Regions from separate parts of the Mus musculus genome. Here region 1 is linked to region 2. A link is a loop called in an ENCODE intact Hi-C map of the cell type or tissue named here. Cell type or tissue: gastrocnemius. All regions are shown on one strand. Links, peaks and the distances in the headings refer to the core of each region. The heading gives the core; the rest is flanking DNA. Region 1 overlaps Gm40607 (a long non-coding RNA gene). Region 2 overlaps Gm33332 (a long non-coding RNA gene).

Region 1 (5,386 bases), core at 236-5,235, 450 kb after region 2:
TAAGGAATATTCAGGACTGAGGAATGGAGAAATAGCTTCTCCGTGGCTGCAGTTCCCTTTCAGTTAAAAAGTTTCCCATTGCAAATTGAGGCCATTATTTCCAAATTATCTATACGAGGTTTACAGGTCAAATACACAGATTCTGGTGTACAGCAGCTGAGCACGGGCTTTCGTGCCGTCACTGTGGGCTCTGAGGCAAAGAACTTACCATGCTGTGTCCCACTTTCCTTTCCTCCAAAACAGGCAGGACAATATTCCTGTTCTCATGGAGGTTTCCAGGAGGATTAAATGTGTTTCTCTCAGTGATGGGCCTGGAACTGCAGCTGACGCATGCGTATGGTAACCATGGAGCTGCCTACACCAGTGGTCAACAGAACACCTCAGGTGAGCAACCTGGAAAGCTGATCTGAAACACAGGTAAGACTTTGCTTCGTGTTTTAAGAGCAAATTGTGATGAGCATTGTCTCATTAAATCTTAACAAAGGCTGGGCTTCATTCCACCACATGAGCACGAGCCCATTCTTGCCTGAATTTTATAAATGAGACAAAACAAAACAAATAAAACAGATGTGTTACCAAGGACACACACACACACACACACACACACACACACACACACACACACCTGTTCCCTATAATGGCAAGTACCTTGGGAGTATCAGATTCATTCTTTATGTAGTAACAATGACTGTCCTGCCCTAGGCATAGAAATGGAAGAGGAAGCCTTAAATAGAAAGGAATGATGGGGGTGGAGTACACTACACAAATAAATAAAACAAAAGTCATCTGCTATTGATCCATGGAGTTTCGTGAGTATAACATATCACCTATATCTGTTTTTGTTTTTTTTGTTTTTTGTTTTTTTGTTATTGTTGCTAATACAGTAGGAGTTAAGCTTTGGGTAGATTTTTAAGATCAATTGGACTAGCACCACATCAGGGGAAACAAAAAACCAGAAAGGGTAGAACAAAAATGGTAGGACAAATATGGCATTTTCTGTGTTGTATATACCCCTGATGGCTTCCTAGGCAATCCTTCAGCCACAGTGCAGGAGCATCGCCCACACACAGGCAAGGTTTCATTTTCTGTGTTTCTTCAGCTGAATCCTAAACCAGTTAATTCCACTTCTGTACCATGTGAAAAATACCAGGAAACATATTTTTAGGGGGACCAATCTTATCATTTGCCTAATAATTCTGAAACGAATACCCATGAGGGACAGTGTTAGAAGGCAGGCTCAGATGCACACACGCAGGCAGAGATAGACTTTCATGCTGTCACACAGCAGAAGGAAACGGAAGGCTGGTTGCTTTGTAACAGCAGTCAACTGTTGTCTCCTAACAAAGGCTAAAAAACAATGTTAAAATGACTGTTGGAGCAGTCCTGTGACATTGCTATTCAGATCTACAGCCTAGGGTACAATGCAGTGCTTCTTACCCTGTGTATCACAACCCCCCAAAGACCACCGGAAAACACAGATATTTACATTACAATTCATAACAGCAGCAAAATTATGGTTATGAAATAGCAATGAAAATAATGTTATGGCTGGAGGAACCATAATACATGAGGAAGAGTATTAAAGGGTTGTGGCACTAGGAAGGCTGAGAATCACTGAGTTTTGACATTAGGGTTTCCACCTTCAATATCCCTCTACATCGTTGTACAGCTGCATAGCACATATGAAACAAACACATGTACATATAATGGAAACATGTTTTCTGTAGGTGCCCTGCTTTTTCTTGGTTCACAGCACGTGGCGGCTCAAGTCTTTATGGAAATGGTTCCACATCAAATCCACACAGTGAATGTGCAGTGTATTCAAAGCTGTCTAGGCGATGTCTCTTTCTCTTAAGCTTGCTTTTGCCCCTCCCAGCCTCTCCTTCCTGCAGACTGCTTGCTCCATCCTGAAGGACCTGGCATCCAGACGCTAGAAATGATTGTTCTCTACAATGCTAAACACAACCCACATGCCTACCTAGGCTTCCTCTACCTAAAATTCCCACTCATTTGTTGTATTTCTGTTCTACTGATTGCTACCATCAAAATCCCTTGAGTTTCATCTCAAACCTGCCTCAGTCTTCCCAGACACCAAGAGGCAGTGCTTTCTTCTAATGCATGCACCATTGAACTACATACTATTGAACATTTGAGACAGTTTACCACACTGACTCTTTGGCTCCTGTTTTCTCCTCAGACTATGAAGAGTCACCCATCAAATATGCCACAGTAAAGATGGGGACTAAGCCAAGTTGTATTCTGGCGCTACCTAGAAACTACTCTAACTATATTTTCTATAACTTACAAATACATCAAGGGCACGTTTCTTTCTTCCAGTCCTTAAGGCTATAGGGTAGACATGTTTTACCCATGTGTGTGTAGGCATTTTAAGCAAGCATCGAACACACCACCTGCATTTTCACCCTTAGCTTTTATTCTTTATGCTTCTTGTCACCAGCGCATTCCCATGTAGGGTCTGGAGTGTCTGGGGCCCAGGCAGGTCCTGGCATGGCCTTCGGACCCAAAGCCTCTATTAAATAAATAGGTAAACAGAGGCTGTAAAGAACAGGTCCAGTTGAAAGTGGTCTGAATTCTTTACTCTCTCCCTCCAGGAAGCAATTTTGCAGCACTTAATTCAGAGTCCACACCCAGCAAGTGCTTAAACACGTTTTCTTACAGCCATTTCACCTCATTTTATTCCAATAAGGAGGTTTAAAAAGCCATCTCCTTCCCTTCGTCCCTCCACCTCTGCCCTTTCCGTTCCTGTCTTTAATGAGTTTTTAGTGTTTTAGTTAACATTGCAAACCTGATAGTGACACAGAGTCTGAACAGAACAAGCAGAGTGGCTTAGAGGGTGCGGTGCGTGGTTTCTGTTTTGTTAGCTCATACTGCCCTCTTCTGGTCACTGAGCAGATTTAAAACTTGGCTGGGTAGAAAAAACAAAAAACAACCAACACCCCTCCTCTAAACTAAAAAACCAACCTAACTAACTAACTAACTAACTAACTAACTAACTAATTAAAACCATGAAGAAAACTGTGCAAAGAATAAGTGACAGTGTACAGGGAAATAAAATCTTTCCATATGAATAACCATGACATGAAAATATGCAACACCACTGCCTATGTGTGACTAAGTAACATTTTTTGTTGTTGTTGTTATTCTTAAAATCCAAAATACTGCTGTCTTCTCATTTTTGTCTCTTTGTCATTTTTACGTGGGTAAATTCATGCAATCTGTTGAGAAGAACGTCACTGGAATGGCTTAGGGGTTCTCTTCCTTGTTCCAGCTCCCCTGAAAGCTTGTGGGGATAGGGCAGTTTGCTCTGTAACCAGCGGTGTGGTGTCTTGCCTGGGCTCATTAGTTAGGTGAACAGGGTCCAGGAGCCTTCTCAGCTCTCAGCTGTACTTCATCTGCTTGCGGCTGGAGCGATACCTGCTCTGCCTTCCTTATCAAGGATAACAGAAATAGAATGAAGACACAGCCTATGATGTTTATCTACAAATAAACGCACTGTTGTTATTTTTAATTAGTGTGTGTGTGTGCGTGCACGTGTGCATGTCTGAGTGTGTGTATGTGTGTGTGTGCGTGCACGTGTGCGTGTCTGAGTGTGTGTGTGTGTGTGTGTGTGCGTGCACGTGTGCGTGTCTGAGTGTGTGTGTGTGCGTGCACGTGTGCATGTCTGAGTGTGTGTGTGTGTGTCTGAGTGTGTGTGTGTGTGTATGTATGTGTGTGTGTGTGTGTGTGTATGTGTGCGTGCACGTGTGCGTGTCTGTGTGTGTGTGTGTGTGTGTGTGTATGTGTGTGTGTGTGTGTGTGTGTGTGTGTGTGTGTGTGTGTGTGTGTGTAGGTCAGAGAACACCTTGCAAGCATCAGTTCCCTCCTGATATTTGACATTAGGGATATTGAAGGTGGAAACCCTAATGTCAAAACTCATTGATTCTCAGCCTTGCTACTGCCACAACCCTTTAATACTGTTCCTCACGTATTATGGTTCCCCCAGCCATAACCCCCATGTGGGTTCTGTAAATCTAACTTGGGTCATCAGGCTTAGTGGACACCTTTACCCACTGAGCAATTAGTTTGCCCAAGAAGACATTTGCAATACGGATTTTAGGTGTTATAGTTCCCAGTGAAGTTCAGCTTCATTAAAAACCAAACCAAACCAAACCAAAAAAAGAAAAAATCCTTGCTATTTTAAGATAATGAAAGTATGTTGATAGCTATAGATCTAAAACGACAAAATTTCAGCCTTTCCTTTCCTGGAACTCTTTAGGAGAACAAAGACAAATGACTTTCCTGAACGATTTCCAACACAATCTTAGGGAAAGACAGGGTGTTTCCTTAATACTCAGAGAACACTGAAAGCCCAAGAATACTGTTGTAAACACAGACTTAGTGTTGTATTTAATGATAGCTTGTAGTCATCTGATAGATTTTGTATCTTTAAAAGAAAAACAAAACCTCACTGCTGACTGACTGTACACTATGGCTGTGCAGAATGGAGTAACGCACCTTAGCACTGCATGCCCACAGAAGAATCCTGTGCATCATTCGATCTAGCAAGGACAGAAACTGAGGCTTAGGAAAGTTGAAAAGCTTGCCCACGGTTATATGATTATTAAATGGTAGGATCTAAGCTAAAGCTGGCTTGGCCCAACGTCTTTGTGCCAGCAAAGGTACTTGCCACCAAGCCCGAGGACCTGAATTCAGACCCTGGGACCCACATGGTGGAAAGAGAGAACTTAATTCCAGCAAGTCATCCTCTGGCCTCCACACATGCTTCCTGGCAAGTGAACACACACACACACACACACACACACACACACACACACACACTCATACACACACAAATAATTAAATAATAAAAATGTCAAAAGGAAAGGTGAAACCTTGGAGTCAAACAACTGCTTGATTTTGATTGATCTCTATTTGTCTATGCTAAATCTGTCGCGCCTACACTTTACATTGTGTCTGTTAGCTTATGGGAAATGAAATGCTCTTACCAAATAAACCGGGGAAATGTATATTCTGTTTATAAATTTGAAAGCGATATGGCGTTTTCACTTTTGTCTTTTAAGTGATGTAAACTTATCTAAGAATGTTTTTCAAAATGAGGAATAAAGAATTGAAGAGCAATGAGCTCACACAATCATGTGATGTTTGAAGAAGCTCAGGTCTTGGGCTGCTTTCTCTAAAGGATGCATACGCTATCCTTGATCTAAAGCTGACGTGATATATAAACATAACGTTGAACTAGTAAAGAACATATGTTTAAGAAACTTCACGTGTGCTATGTCTTCATGTGACATAAACAGTGACTTCAGATACCTTGGTTAGGGCCATTGCCTAGCCACAGCAGGACCTTGATACCTCTATATTGCAA
Region 2 (5,386 bases), core at 247-5,246:
AAGCACTATAATTTTTCTTTATTTGGAGTGACACTAAATAGCAGGTATATACTATATACTATATACTGCATTGGAAGAGATAGCGGGGCAGTGGAGAAAGACTTTTAAAAAAATGTTATCTCTAAGTTTTAGTATTACTTTTTCCTGACTTTTGAACAAGTGCCCTTGGATTTTCAGTTTACATTGGGACTTACAATTATGTATCTGATTCAGTTTATGAATCAGTAATTGTAACCATAAATGTATACTCAATAAGAGTAAATGTTTACTTTTATCAGGAACCATTATAAAATGTTGATAACATAGTTTTCAAAATTGCAAATAAGAAATAACCCCAATGCCCGTGAAAGAAGTCAACTGTGGCATATTCATGTGGAGTTCTAAATAGCAAAGAAAGGTAAATTATTCCTATGCATATATGCATGTATACACATATAATATGTATATATAGGATATGAGATAGTGTATAGGTTCAGAGTATAGGCTACGTGATACACATGACTGAAAAGGGAGAGGGAGCCTGAATGAGACCTCTGAGGAGAGGAGATGCTCTATATCTTGGTCAGGGGTAATAGCTGATTCACTGAAAAAGTTGAACACACTGTACCCTTAAGTCATGTGGAATTGTGAGATTAATTATATGTGAGATGTGCATCAATTAAAAAAGAAGCAGGAAGATTCTTTTTCTATAATTAAATACTACTGTATGATGAATGTGAGCCGTGCATGTGTGCATGCCTGTATGTGCTTGTGGGTGTGTATGTGCATGCCTGTGCACGTGTGTGTGTGTGTGTGTACATGTGTGTAGAATGTCCTTACTTAAGAAGGAAGAATCAGGTGCTTGCCTCGCCCCTGTGAGATGTGCTGGGGGTGGGGCGCAGAGTGGAGCCCCAGCCTGCACATTTGATTAAGAGTCTCCTTGGTCACTGTTGCAAGTTGCTTAGTTACTGGAGCACTCGATGTGACTCTTAAGTTGAGTTCCTAATCCAAAGCTGACCATTGTCAATGGTCAGGCTCCTGCAGCACCCTTTCTCTGTAACTGAAGGCAGAATTACAATTGTCAGGTCTACTGATCGAGACTGATCGAGACTGACGGTCTGACTTTCAGTTTTCTCAGGGAACTTCATTCTGTGCCACACTTTAGTGCTTGCCTGGAAGCTCTTCCCTCACCTGACCCTCACCTGATTCTGGTTTCTGCTAAGTATTCTCAAAGAATCTTTGACTGGTCACACACTCAAACAGCACCAGCCCTCTGGGCAGACTCAGTGATCTTACCTTATGCTGTTTTTCTTAGCTTTTGCCACAGCTTGTCTGTGCATGTGTGCCTGCATGTATGTGCAGCTCTTTGTATACATTACATCCTGCCTTTCTAATGAGAATATAACCTGTAATTCTCTAAGTATTCCTACATTTCTTGTAAGTGCTCAGTAAACATTTATTGAATGATAGATCTCATTTTGAAAACTATAGGCTCTAACACTCCCAGGATCATAGGATCAGAGGTGAGGAGGACATAACATCTGCCCCAACACTGGGAGTAACTGGGACTAGTGGGACATAGGCACACAGGAACTCTGCCCAACCAGTGACATAGGTTCCTTCTGGTCTGAGCCGGTGACCTGAGCAGACCTTGTGTGCTAACTCTGCAGCCAGTCCTACAACATCCAGAAGAAGCTCCACTCCCAGGTGTTCTAACACACCCAGGATCCCAGGAGCTTGGGCACACCAGGATCTCGGGGTCCCACAGGCAGCTTGACTCCCAGGAGCTCTGGCACACCCAGGATTTCAGGATCCCAGGATCCCAGAATCCCAGGATCCCAGAATCACAGGATCCCAGAGACATCTGAACTCTGAGGAGTTCTGACACAGCCAGGATCAAAGGAAGGACAGGCTCCAGTCAGACAAAGCCACGACAGGCAGCACTAGAGATAACCAGACGGCAGGAGGCAAGCGCAAGAACATAAGCAACAGAAACCAAGGTTACTTGGCATTATCAGACTCCAATTCTCCCACCATAGCAAGTGCTGGACACACCATCCCACCAGAAAAGCAAGACTCGGATCTAAAATCACTTCTAATGACAATGATAGAGGACTTTAAGAAGGACATAAACAACTCCCTTAAAGAAATACAGGAGAACACAGGTAAACAGCTAGAAGCCCTTAAAGGGGAAACACAAAAATCCATTAAAGAATTACAGGAAATACAATCAAAGAGGCAAAGGAAATAAACAAAACCATCCAGGATCTAAAAATGGAAATAGAAATAATAAAGAAACCACAAAGGGAGACAACCCTGGAGTTAGAAAACCTAGGAAAGAGATCAGGAGTCATAGATGCAAGCATCACCAACAGAATACAAGAGATGGAATCAGAGATACAAGAGACACAATCAGAAATGAAAAGGGCCTCATAACAATGAAGTATATCTTAAAATAATTATCCCGTTTGCTGAATATTAACAGTTGAAAATATTAAAACATGTTCTACAAACGTCAAACAAGAGAAAGCTATAAGAAAATATAATTTTGAGTCATACATTTTTAGAGATTTAGTTTTATTTACTTCAGAATACTCATTTGTTTTTATTTTATGTGTATGGGTGTTTATTTTACCCTGTATTTATGTCCAGTCACCATGTGGCCACAGTGTCCAAAAAGGCCAGAAGAGGGCACCATATTCCCTGGGACTAGAGGTATGTGGTTCACTCCACACTGGTCTTCTGGAATATCAGGTGGTGCTCTTGACCACTGTAACCCCATAAAAATCATGTGTACAGTTGCTGTATGTACATATGTGTACCATGCGTGTGCCTGGTGCCTGAAAGTCTCATAAAAGGGTTTTGAGACCCCTGGAACTGCAGTTATGAGTGGTTGGTGTGGGCTTTTATGAGGATGCTCAGATCCTCTGCAAGAGCAGCAAACTCTCTTAATCACTGGGCCATCTTTCTAGCCTCCATTTGTCATGCTCGCAATGTATTTTAAAGCTCTAGAGAGGGCAGAGTGCTTATACTGTAAGTGTAAGCTGCCGGGGGACATGGGCAGGAAGCATCGGAGAACCTGTTCTGCAATCATCGTCTTCCTGGAATGCCTCTTTCCCGGCTTATGAGGACAGGGGCGGGCATCAGCTTCTGGGGCTAAGCATCAGCTCCAACATTCTCAGAAATGGAGTGCCTAGCACAGCAGAAATGTGACCCATCGGCCACTGGATGTCACTCTCTGCTCATACTCCCAAGTCTGGCTGTCCTTCCAGGCTTCTGCAATGTTCTCATAAGAAACACGCCAGAGGGCAGAGGTTCACCTGTGCAGGACCCCCTCAACATGGGATCGTCTGCAGTTCCAAAGTGAAATTGATTTTTGATTCTCAGCAGCGTAGACAGAGAAGAGATGAGTGGGCTCGAGTGGGCCTTTCCCATCTAGGCACTTAGGTGGTGCTCGGACAGAGCTCTAGGATCTGTCAGTCAAGAGGCGGCAGGCTCACTTACAGGGTCACAGCTAGAATCAAGGACTGCTACTCACGTTAGGTTCACATCCGACATGGCTTGCATGTAAACAGAACACCGGAATCCCTTCATCGGAAAACAGAACAGGAAGTGCAAAAATGGGGCTCAGTGACCAGTGTGAAATTGGGCCAGCTTTTTTTCTTGGGAAGAACTTTTTAACAGCAGAGGTTACCACTTGAACCAGAAGAGACCCTAGCACCAGTTCCTTGAGGGTTTCCACCTATGTGCACGGTCTGAGAGTTCCCCCTTCCTACCTACCATGGTGACACAAGCTGCTTTGACCTCTATCTATTACTTACCCCATCATCTTTGAGCCAATGTACCTACTTATCATTTAATCAAGGTTTTAACAAGTCTGGAGCAATTTGCTACAGTCCCCGTGGGGCATCTCCTCTGGAGAGGGTATTTACTCTGTTATTCAACATGACAACATTCGTTTATCGGATGCTGTTTTCTGAGTTCCATACACTGGTAGGTTGAGCAGGGACACAGTCCATGCAGTACCCGTTACTGAAGAATTGAAGTATTTCCGTGTTGAGATCTTAAGGTAGAGGGCACCGATTGCTTTGTAGATATCGTCAGTGTGTGGAGATGGACTTGACTTTCCCATGTGGAGTAGCTTGACTTACTCAGCTACTCTGTGTCCAGAGGCAGCTTCATGAGGTCTTTGTGCCTTTGAAATAAGTCCTGTGGCAGCCTCGGGGAAGCTGTGTGAAGGCTGTTCGTGAACAGCCAAAGAGTTTTGTTTTAAAGTTAACTCTCACCCTGGAGTGTCTTTCAGAGTTTGTCCTTGTGCTTAAGATATAACGCCCCCAACCCCATCGCAGTGGTGACTTGGACGATGGCCGCTTCTACGTCTCTATGAAGCAACACCTTTTTCTACTCTTAGATTTACTGCCAGTTCGAACTTCCTCTAACTGCCCGGCAGTTTCTGCATCGGGACTTCGGTAAGCGAAGCTTCCTCTGACTGTTTTGCTCTTTTGTAACGGCTCTCACTTCCTCTCTGCCACATGCACACTCAAGTGTCAGTTTGAACTCTGGTGACTTCTACGGTGAAGCCGGAGCTGTGCATTAGTCAGCTGCGCCCCAACCCCCATTCTACAGTCCTTATGACACTCATGCCCGTGACACTTCTCAGATGCCCCCAACAGCACATTCCTTTCTGTAGCAATCCCATGGCTAGGGGAGTTTGCCACTTGACCCCTATAGCATACTGCTATCAGTTCTCACACTTCTTTGAGGGGGTCTTCATTGCCAATTGGCCAGCAAATAATCTATCTATAAAATACCGCTAAGTAACTGTTAGGATCATTTTTGAAGCCAAGTGTCTTTGGTTGGGTCCCCGGAAACAATTCTGAAATGGAGACTTCTGGGCAGTGGTTTAATTAACTGGTAAATGCTCTGAGGGTCAATACCGGCAGGGATGAGGGAGTAACTGTGTCAGAGGCTGCATGCTGACTTGATGCAGAAGGTGGGGCCAATCCCACTCAGGTGCTGAGGATCTGGGGGTGGGGCACCTCCAGTTGGTCCTGCCTGAGTTGCCCCAGTTGATGCCAGAGGCTACGAAGAGGAGTGACCTGGCATTCCTCAGTCAGTGAGACCACAGCTTAGGGGCAGTTTCTTCCAGGCAAAGGCAGAGCCTTGAGGACACACCCAGAAGCAGTCAACTGGCTGTGGGAAACAAGGACATGCAGTCTGAAGTATGCTTGCTCCCTTCCCAAGTACTGTCCTTTTTTTCTGGATCTCTTCTGAAGTGTGTTGAAATCCTTAATTTATCTCTTTGCCCCATCTTTTTATTTCTAAAATAAATGTTTCTGTTAGTATTATGTTATATTAGATGTTCTATTTATCTAAAATAAATATTTCTTTTAAAAAAGATTTCCTT

Evidence for each region. Peaks named below come from ENCODE experiments on the same cell type or tissue, not always from the same donor. Only the 100,000 strongest peaks of a DNase experiment are listed, where the experiment ranks them.
Region 1: it touches region 2 in a loop (5-fold over the local background); 34 of 42 quality-filtered maps call a loop at or near these places.

What each region holds. Positions count from the first base shown.
Region 1 is chr10:19,237,696-19,243,081 of GRCm38, reverse strand. Gm40607 (a long non-coding RNA gene) reads left to right here. Exons shown (of 3, transcript XR_871478.1): 2 at 244-417. Among named protein-coding and RNA genes, the nearest start is that of Gm40607, 3.2 kb to the left of the region's middle. In gastrocnemius, for the core only: a CTCF peak has its summit at 2,893 (motif pointing left); a DNase peak (open chromatin) is centred at 2,860; H3K4me3 peaks cover 205 bases.
Region 2 is chr10:19,691,112-19,696,497 of GRCm38, reverse strand. The region is part of intron 1 of Gm33332 (a long non-coding RNA gene); the gene reads left to right. Among named protein-coding and RNA genes, the nearest start is that of Il20ra, 19 kb to the left of the region's middle. In gastrocnemius, for the core only: CTCF peaks have their summits at 2,647 (motif pointing right) and 3,205 (motif pointing right); DNase peaks (open chromatin) are centred at 2,700 and 3,197; H3K27ac peaks cover 191 bases.